2 separate regions of the Mus musculus genome follow, and region 1 is linked to region 2. A link is a contact called in ENCODE Hi-C or POLR2A ChIA-PET data. All regions are on one chromosome and are shown on one strand. Each heading gives the region's core, a stretch centred on a gene start or an enhancer-like site at or near the end of the contact. The rest is flanking DNA. Distances are from core to core; before and after follow the strand shown. Region 1 holds the start of Myo15b (myosin XVB). Region 2 overlaps Gm42096 (a long non-coding RNA gene).

Evidence for each region. Hi-C counts contacts between places; a loop is a spot of excess contacts on that map. ChIA-PET counts read pairs that join two places held with the same protein, here RNA polymerase II (POLR2A).
Region 1: a map of heart shows a loop between it and region 2 (8-fold over the local background). The contact joins the promoter of Myo15b here to the enhancer-like site in region 2. A Hi-C loop is called at or near these places in 8 of 37 maps with a recorded cell type or tissue (Patski, gastrocnemius, heart and 1 more). POLR2A ChIA-PET finds 5 or more read pairs at or near these places in 3 of 5 experiments (Patski and embryonic stem cell).

The regions. Positions count from the first base shown.
Region 1 is chr11:115,854,459-115,859,535 of GRCm38, forward strand. It overlaps Myo15b (myosin XVB), which reads left to right and starts at 3,467. Exons shown (of 64, transcript NM_001384233.1): 1 at 3,467-5,077. The coding sequence starts at 3,948. Llgl2 (LLGL2 scribble cell polarity complex component) reads left to right here. Exons shown (of 26, transcript NM_145438.2): 22 at 89-117; 23 at 354-401; 24 at 605-647; 25 at 734-795; 26 at 1,008-1,322. The coding sequence ends at 1,015.
Region 2 is chr11:115,721,181-115,726,120 of GRCm38, forward strand. Gm42096 (a long non-coding RNA gene) reads right to left here. Exons shown (of 2, transcript XR_880315.1): 2 at 1,476-1,791. It also overlaps the pseudogene Gm11703. Among named protein-coding and RNA genes, the nearest start is that of Gm42096, 3.2 kb to the right of the region's middle. Within about 2 kb of position 1,625, at least 2 of the 3 ENCODE cell types and tissues checked have a DNase peak (open chromatin) inside an H3K27ac peak, as active enhancers do; they include gastrocnemius and heart, where a contact is called at or near this core.

The sequences.
Region 1 (5,077 bases), core at 2,217-4,716, 140 kb after region 2:
AGACCAATCAAACAGGTCAACCTCACCCATTCCTCACAGATTTTCAGAACCTAGTGGTCCCTAACCCTCATTGTCTGCCCCTCCACAGGAACTCAAAGAGCCAAAGTGATGGAGATGGTAAGACAGGCCTCTCAGGCTGCTGTGTGGGGGTACACCTGGGGCATGGCTGGCTAGCCTGGGGTAAAGGAGGAGAGGGGCTGAGGGTGAGTGAGAGGCAAGATAGTCTGGGAGCAGGAGTGGACAGTTTCCTGCATCTGGGGTTCTGGCTTCCAGCGCTCCCTCCTTTAACCCCTGTAATGAGAGGGCTGGGCAGAGGGCCCAGGACAGGCCCACCTGACTACCCTGCCTTCCAGAGAAGAAGCCGGGCCCAGTGATGGAGCACGCGCTGCTCAATGACGCCTGTGAGTCAGTGTGGGGGCTGGTGAGGCTCACAGGAGGGAGGGAGGAGCATGTCTTGGGGTACAGAGCAAAGCTTGGAAAGCCAGAGGAAGCCAGGAATGCTTTTTGTGGGCCAGGGACAAGCCTCTCAGGGACCCCACTGGTAAAGGAGAAAGTGTCTGGCCTCGGCCTCCAAAGGCCTCACTGGGTCTCTCCTACCCAGCAGGGGTCCTAAAGGAAATCCAGAGCACGCTGGAGGGGGACCGGAGGTAAGTCACTGCAGCACTGGGAAAATGTGGGGACATGGGGGATGAGGCCACCCGTGGATGGTGACTCCCTGTCTCTGCCACCTCAGGAGCTATGGCAATTGGCATCCTCACCGCGTGGCTGTGGGTTGCAGGCTCAGCAATGGAGAAGGTAGGGCTGTGGGCACTCCAGAGGAGGGGAGGGCCTGCTGCCAGGGAGGGATGGGAAGGCGGTCCTTAAAAGAACTGCCACCCCTCCAGGGCCCAACAGGCCTCCAGGGCCACGTGAGCCCTGGAGATCACCCTCAGTGGCACTGGGTGGATGACGGAGGCACCTTCCCTGCCCACCTACTGTCCTGACCTACTGTCTGTGTCCTTCCACAGCAGAATGACTGGGACAGCACCCAGGCTGTGGGATGATCACACACTACTGAGGGCCTTGCCAGCCCAAGCCGGGCCAGGGGCTGCCAGTGCCCTGGCCACCTTCCTGTTGCTGCTCCTGGCCTCAGGAGAGGGGAGCTCCCACCGGGGCCGCCCCTCCTGGGCCCTGTCTGTCTGTCTGTCCTGACCCTTTTACCAATGTTGCACAGTTTTTATTTCCACCCTCTTTTGTAGTGGGCTGGGTTTTAAATTATAAATTTTAACCACCTCAAGTAAAACTGAGTTTTTAATAAACACCTTGTTTCGTCTTCACTTTAACAACCTGAGGACCCGTGCTTCTCTGTGCTTCTGGTCCATCTCCAGCCGAGAGAGAGAGAGAGAGAGAGAGAGAGAGAGAGGGAGAGAGAGAGAGAGAGAGAGGTTCAGAGAACTCCCTCTTAGAGTATTTGAATCACCAAGCGTTGCTAACTTTCCAGGAGTAGGGGTGACTATGCAGCGTCTGTCTGTCTGTCCCTCCTCCTAAGGTCCCAGGAACAAACTGAGACCTTATCTGCCAGAGTTCACCCTGGGGGAACGAGTGGGTTTATTGGATTTCCTAGTAGAACACAAGTGAGGGGTAACCTCCCCTCAACAGGCCACCCCTGAAAAGCCTTTATGAGAACTCCTCTGTAGTAATACAGAGGCACATGACCTGGTGGGTGCAAGCAATTAGGGCATAGTTGGTAGCAGGAACACCTGGCTACTTGGTTGAGGAACACCCCCCTCCCCCAGTTTAGCTCTGGCTGTCCTAGGACTCGCTCTGCAGACCAGCCTGCTGGGAACTCAGAGATCCACCTGCCTCTACCTCTGAGTGCTGGGGTAAAAGGCCTGTGCCAGTACCACAGCCCACAAACTTCAGTGAAAGAGAGAGAGAGAGAGAGAGAGAGAGAGAGAGAGAGAGAGAGAGAGAGAGAGAGAGAAACACCATCAGAAGGAGCTTGATAGCACAGGCTCACTTGGGAGGCAGTTCAGGCTAGCCTGGTCTACATTGCGAGTTCCAGGACAGCCAGTACTATGTAGAGAGACCCTGTCTCAAAAAATAAAAATTAAAATAAAGGTAAATAAATATCCACCAAAGGGCCTACAAGTTAGCTCAGTGGCACTTGCCACCAAGCCTGACCACTTGGGTTCAGTCTCCAGGCCACACAGGTTGGAAGGAAAGAACTGACTCCTGTAAGCTGGCTGCTGTCTGATCACACTCAAGGACTGTGGTATGAGAGTACACAGTGTGCAGGTGCATGCAGGCGTGCGAGCAGGTGCGCACACACACACAAAGAAATACAACTAAAAATCCACCAAGATCCCAGCACTTAGGAGGCAGAGGCAGGCAGCCAGCTGGTCTAGACTGGTCTACACAGTGAGTTCCAAGACAACCAGAACTGTACAGTGAAACCCTGTCTTGAAAACAAAACAAACAAAAATCTATCAATAGCAACTAGTTAGACTACAGTGCATGAATTCGTCATGATGCTGAACAACTGAAAAGACAGAGGAGAGAAACTAAGTGTTTTACAAAACCCCGGGGCCAGGCAGGGTGGGGAGGCCTTTCATCCCAGCACTTTGGAGGCAGAGGCAGGCAGATCTCTTAGTTCAAGGGTAGCTTGGTCTACAGAGAGAGTTTCAGGACAGCCAAGGCTACAAAACCCTGTACCGAAATTAATTAAAAGGGCTGGAGAGATGGCTCAGTGGTTAAGAGCACTGACTGCTCTTCCAGAGGTCCTGAGTTCAATTCCCAGCAACCACATGGTGGCTCACAACCATCTCTAATGGGATCTGATGCCCTCTTCTGGTCTGCCCAAAGACAGCAACAGTGTACTCACATACATGAAATAAATAAATACCTTGTAGGCAAGCCTTTTGAATGAAAGAGCATTGCACAGTATTCTCGATGGGTGGCAGTATTGTAGCCAATGAGGTTTATCGAAGACGTGATTATTGCTAATTGAAAAAGCAGTGGGGGGAGAGGGGCTGGAGAGATGGCTCAGCAGTTAAGAGCACTGGCTGCTCTTTCAGAGGTCCTGAGTTCAATTCCCAGCAACCACATGGTGGCTCACAACCATCTGAAGGGAATCCAATGCCCTCTTCTGTTGTGTCTGAAGACAGCTACAGTGTACTCATATAAATAAATATATCTTTAAAGATAAAAGAAAAAGCAGTGGGGAGGGCTAGGCATGTAACTCGGTTAGCAGAGGACTTGGCTGGAATCCACAGGGCCCTCCTCAGCCTTGTAGGGAAAAGATCCAGGAAGATCTCCTGACAACTAACGGTACTACTCCTTTGGGGCTGGAGAGCCAGCAGAGCAATGCTGGAGGACACTGGCTGCTCTTCTATAGGTCTGGGATTTGATTCCTGTCCCCCATGAGTCTAGTTTCAGTCCAAAAGTGTGCACAGTTCAAGGTATATACTCGTATCATATCCACTTTTTAGTAAGTTATATTTCACAACGGAAAAGAAGAGAACGCCCAAGTGTCCCCTGCCCAGTCCCATAGCCACAATCCCTTGTCTCCTGGAGAAGCCCCCATGTAAAACAACTTCATTCCGCCCCTCTTGGCAGGCCGGTAGTGAGGCTGAAGTAGAGCCTGGCTCCTCAGTCTGGCCTAGTGCCAGGCTGACCTGCCTGGCAAGGAGTCATGGCGTCGTCGCCCTGTCCATGGCCTTTGTCCACAGCGGCAGCGTCTCCTCTTTCCTCCGCTTCCACTCCATTGTTGACCAACCGGGTCAGGACCCGCTGCCTCCTGCATTATTGATGATGCTGCCCAGGAGGGGAGACTCCAGGAGGGGGACAGATTGAGCCCATAACCCTGCAGGAGCAGAAAGCATCTATAGCAACCGAGGCCTCAGGGCACCCATGGGCAGTCAGATCAGATCAGAAGGCAAAAGGATCAGGACATCGGGAAGTCAGTCATGGGCAGAAGTAAGGGCAAAGCGCCCCACCGCCGGCCTCGACCTGGAAGACCAGCCTCAGCCGAGCTGGAGTCTGGGTCCGCCAGCGCCGACTGCGCCCCAAGCCCGGACCGCAGGCCTGCCCGCAGCAAAGCCCGCAAGAACAAGCCCGCTACGGAGCACGAGGCCACTGGAGGCAAGGGGACCGCTGGAGGCCAGAGGAAGCACACCGGAGAGGGGAACCACCGCTGCAGAACATCACAGGAGACCCAGGAGAGGCAGAGCAGCTCGCAGCGTCTGAGACACGGACCCACGGAGAGCCGTGACTCCGGGGACAGTTGTGGGGAGCACACGGAGGAACAGGGAATCCCCAGGGAAGAAGTGAGGACAGGCAAACGCGGCCGCCGCAGGAGAGGAAAGGATCGGGGACCTTTGACTCGGCGAGGTCACGGAGAGACTCCTGGCAGGGATGGGGACACGTCGGGCGGGGATGGTGGCAGCTCGTGTCTGGACAGTGAAGCCCGCGAGGCCCAGGACAGCAGCAGCCAGGGCGGTGGAGCCCCGGAGCGGCCACCCAAAATGGAACCTTCGGATCCCAGGTCAGAAGGCGCTCCAATCAGAGGACCCAGCTCAACTCAGGTACAGGGCAAATGCCCTGGCAGCAACCATCCAGGCAGCGAAGGACACGCCTTGGAGCTCCAGAGCAAGGAAGGGTCGTCGGGGACGGGGCCTCAAAGAGCGAGTGACGATTCCCGGACAGATACAGACTCGAGCCCCGGGTGGGCTGGGCACAGACATCTCCCACAGAAGATCCCAGGAACCTCAAGTGGCATCCCTGAGTCCCAGGAGATAGAGCTGGGGAGGGAAGCTGCAGCCTCCAGCGTCCCCAGAGGCTCTCAGAGTCCCCAGGACTCTAGCGCGATTGTAGACACCAGTGATGTCGGGGCACAGCCAAAGGCTGAGCTGCTGGGCACCGAGCCTGAGACAGCGGGGGCTCCCGGGGCTCAGCTCCTCCAGGTCGGAGAGGTGACGAGAAAGGCGCTTGTGGTTGCGGGAGAGAGCGACGCGGGAGCCAGAGAGCGATCGCGTGCAGGGGACCCAGGGCCCCGGGACCGGACGCCACTGGCTGCGCTCGTAGTGCTGCGCAGGCT
Region 2 (4,940 bases), core at 375-2,874:
AATTTTTTAGCCGGGTGTGAGGTAGGGTGGCGCACCCCTTTGATCCCAGCACTCAGGAGGCAGAGGCAGGCAGATCTCTGAGTTTGAGGCCAACCTGGTCTACAGAATGAGTCCAGCAAGTACCCAGAGGAATCCTGTCTTGAAAGAAAGAAAGAAAGAAAGAAAGAAAGAAAGAAAGAAAGAAAGAAAGAAAGAAAGAAAGAAAGAAAGAGGAGGAAGGAAGGAAGAGAATTTATGTAAGTTTGTGGATGTCATAGTGCACACCATTAATCCTAGCACTTGGGAGGCAGAAACAGATGTATCTCTGTCAGTTCAAGGCCACTCGGGTCTACAGAGTGAGTTCCAGGACAGCTAGGGCTACACAGAGAATCCCTGTCTCAAAAAAAACAAAACAAAAAACCAAAAATGCTTTAAAGCACATATCAGTTTTTCTGGTTGTTTTTTGTTTGTTTGTTTGTTTGTTTTATTGAGACAAACTCTCACTAGGTAACCAGTGTTAGCAACAAACTCATGACCATCCTGACACAGCCTCCCCAGTGCTGGGACAACAGCCATGTGCAACCACACCTGGCGATACAGTTTTTGTTTGTCAGCGTTGAGGTCTGAAGGCATGCATGGTAAGAGTCTTCCAGTTAGCTGTGGTCCCAGCCCCTGCAGTATCACTAGAGGGACAATTTCTAGATGCTCCCTGCGCTGGACAGTTTTATGTCAGTTTGACACAACCTAGAGAGGAGAGAATGTAAATAAAGAAATGTCGGCCGGGTGGTGGTGGCCCACGCCTTTGATCCTAGCACTTGGGAGGCAGAGGCAGGTGGATTTCTGAGTTCGAGGCCAGCCTGGTCTACAGAGTGAGTTCCAGGACAGCCCCAGGGCTACACAGAGAAACCCTGTCTCGTAAAACCAAAAAAAAAAAAAAGAAAAAAGAAAAAAAAAACCAAAAAAATTCTCCATCCGATTGAGCTGTAAGCAGGCCTGTACAGCATCTTTCTTTCTCTTTCTCTCTTTTCTTTTCTTTTTTGTTTTGTTTTGACTTACTTTTTTTTTCAAGACAAGGTTTCTTTGTGTCATTTTAGCTGTCTTGGAACTTGCTCTGTAGACCAGGCTGGTCTTGAACTCAGAGAGATCTGCCTGCCTCTGTCTCTCAAGAGCTGGGATTAGAGTGTGAACCACCACTTCCAGCTGGGCATTTTCTCAATTCATGATTGATGGGGGGAAAGCCAGCCATTGAGGTGCCACCCCTGGGCTAGTGGTCCTTTCTATAAGAAAGCATGGGACAAGCCAGTAAACAGTCGTGTCGTCCCCCCATGGCCTCTGCCTCAGCTCCTGCCTCCAGATTCCTGCCTTGCTTGAGTTCATTCATGTCTTGACTTCCTTCGATGATGAACTGTAATGTGGAAATGTAAGCCAAATAAACCCTTCCCTCCCCAACCTGCCTTTGGATCACGATACTTCAACGCAGCCATAGAAACCCTAAGACATCATCAAATAGATTGTAATTAGTGAGGGATACAATCTATATGAACAGGGAATCTTCACAGGTCTGGGCAATTGGGACAGTTCCCTTTGTTGCCGGTAGGTGTCGCTCTAGACCAGGATGGCAGGAGCGGCCTTGGCGGTTGTAAAGCTAACTAACTGTAAAGGAATGCTGCTCTTTGGCTCCAAAAATGGTTTTGACCTCGCTGCTGGGACTTGCCGCTCTTCGACTGCCAGGAAACAGTGTGTGCCAGGTCCCAGCCACGGAGGACGGAGGAAATATCTAGTTGCATGCCATGCAATGGAAACGCGACTTCCCTGGAACCAAAACAGAAACAGGATGAACGGCCCTCGCCTCTCACCCTCCTCACCTCGGAATCTCTGGTTCTCCACAGTTTCAATACTTTGTGGTTCCTAAAGAACAGAACTAATGTTTCCCCCACGTATTTAATAAGCTCCAGGGCTGTATCTCCTCTGCCTGCTGGAGTGAATGAAACACAGCTTTGTTTGCTCTTTCTGGCTTTAGGGCCCAGAGCAGGCTCTCAATCGTTACAGGTTCTAGAAACCACAGTGGCAAGATGTCTGTCTGTCTGTCTGTCTATCATTCTCCTCCTTCTCTTAGTCTTTTAAGAAAAGTATATATGTACACACACACACACATACACACACACACGTACAAACTGGATTCAAATTTGTAGTTTCTCTTGGTGGAAATGGTTGCTGTCTGGCAAGGTCTCAGCATGACATCAAACCCACTATGTAGTCCGAGTTGACTTTGAACTCCCCATCCTCCTGCTTCTACCTCCCAAGAACTGGGATCAAAGGTCCACACCACCATGACTAGCATTCTTTTCTCTGGCAAGGATTTTCAGTATCTGGAGGCTTTATGCCAAAATGAAATAATACATATGATGTTCATTTAGGGCCTCACCATGACCCAATATAAGTTGTTGAAATAATTCATATTATGACCTTCTTAAATTATAATATGATGTTCATATTATAAGTTCTTAAAAATCTGTTCGTGTCCTCTCACTGTAACAGCTCAGTGGATAGGATGATTGCCTGGTTTTGATCCCCAGTACCACATAAACTTCACCATAGTGGGGCATGTCTATAATCCTAGTATTCAGGAGGTGGAGACAAGAGGATCGGAAGCTCAAGGCCGACCCTGGTGATGTAACTGGTTTAAGGGACAGCCTGGAATAAACAGACCCTTGTCTACAAAAAAGGGAGGGGGCTCAATTTTTAAAAAGTAGCATCATTATTATGACACGTAGGTCATGACAGTACATGGCCAGTCAGGACCTTGAAGAAGCCCAGCAACCTGAATCAGGCTTTCATTGGGACTCATGCCTGCCTGAGCTGTTTGGTTACAGAAGCTGATGTGACATAAGGAAAACCAATCACTTTGTGGTAACAGACATGGTTTATTGGCTGTGCTGTATATAAAATATGGCTAAAGGCTTGAATTAGCAACTAGAACATCAAATCCATTACGTCGGTCTATAACCATCCTTATGGCTACAGTACCATTAACGAGAGAACTAACTATAGCAGGTTTTAGTGTGGGTATATATTTTGTTTTATTTTATTTTATTTTATTTATTTTGGCTTTTTTCTTTCTTTTTTTTTTTTTTCCTGGTGCTGGTATTTTATTTCTTTGCGTACATTAGGCCATGAATTCGTATGGAATGGGCTCCAACAGCTCAGGCTCTTTTCCGTTAGTCCTCACAAAGTGTGCTTCTCTGGGTGGCGCAGGCTGGCGCTTCAGCTGCACCCAGGTGCCCTTCTCTTTGGCTTCCTTTTTCTTCTGGTCGTTCTCCTTCACCCGCTTCAGGAAGTTGTCTCTGCTCTTTGAGTGCTTGATGTGCTCAATCCGCACATTGATCCTCTTGGCCAGAATTTTGCCCTTAACCTGCTTGTTGACAATGATGCCCACGGCATGCTGGGTGACATTGTAGACTCTTCCGGTTTTGCCGTGGTAGCACTTATGGGGCATTCCTTTTTGAACAGTACCCATTCCCTTGATGTCTACAATATCACCCTTCTTGTAGATTCGCATGTATGTGGCCAAAGGAACAACGCCATGTTTCCTAAAAGGCCTAGAGAACATGTACCGGGTGCCTCTCCTCTTTCCCTTTGTGTTCGTCATTTTGGCGAGTTACTGGAAGATGGCTGCCTATTTTGGCTTTTTTCAAGACAGGGTTTCACTGTATAGCCCTGGATGTCCTAGAACTCACTCTATAGACCAGGCTGGCCTTGAACTCAGAAATCCGCCTGCCTCTGCCTCCCAAGTGCTGGGATTAAAGGTGTGCAGTCACCACTGCCCGGCTATTTTTAATTTTTTTAAATTTTTTTATTTTATTTATTTATTTTTTTGGTTTTTTGAGACAGGGTTTCTCTGTATAGTCCTGGCTGTCCCGGAACTCACTTTGTAGACCAGGCTGGCCTCGAACTCAGAAATCTGCCTGCCTCTGCCTCCCGAGTGCTGGGATTAAAGGCACACGCCACCACGCCCGGCGAGTATTTTTTATTTTTAAAGATTCTTATTTATTTTATATATGTGAGTACACTGTCTCTGTCTTCAGACGCACCAGAAGAGGGCATCAGAACCCATTACAGATGGTTGTGAGCCACCAAGTGGTTGCTGGGAATTGAACTCAGGACCTCTGGAAGAGCAGTCAGTGCTCTTTTTTTTTTTTTTTTTTTTTTTTTTTTTCCATTTTTTATTAGGTATTTAGCAGTCAGTGCTCTTAACCCTGGAGTGACAGACTGGAGTTACAGACAGTTGTGAGCCGCGCCATGTGAATTCTGGAACCAAAACCTAGATCTTCTGCAAGAGCAGCAAGGGTTCTTAACTGCTTAACCGTTGAGCCTGTTCACCAGCTTATTTTCTTTTAAGATTTATTTATTTATTATATGTAAGTACACTGTAGCTGTCTTCAGACACTCCAGAAGAGGGAGTCAGATCTCGTTACGGATGGTTGTGAGCCACCATGTGGTTGCTGGGATTTGAACTCTGGACCTCGGGAAGAACAGTCGGGTGCTCTAACCCACTGAACCATCTCACCAGCCCCAGCTTATTTTCTTTTAACCCTTGAGAGTCTCACAATGTAGCCCTGACTGGCCTGAAAGTTGTTATATAGGTTAGGCTGCTCTCACAGAGATCCATCTGCATCTGACTCTAAGTGCTGGGCTTAAAGGCCCAACACCTGTCCAGCCTTTGTTTGCTTGTTTGCTTGCTTGTTTTGTTTGTAGGTCTGTTTCACCAGAAAATAAACTAGAGGCAGGTATGGTGGTATAGCACCTGCAGGATAGAGGCAGGAGGAATTAGAAATTCAATGTTGTGCTGGAGAAATGGCTCAGTGGTTAAGAGTACTGACTGTTCTTCCAGAGGTCCTGAGTTCAATTCCCAGCAGCCACATGGTGGCTCACAACCATTCTAATGAAATCTTCTGATGTGC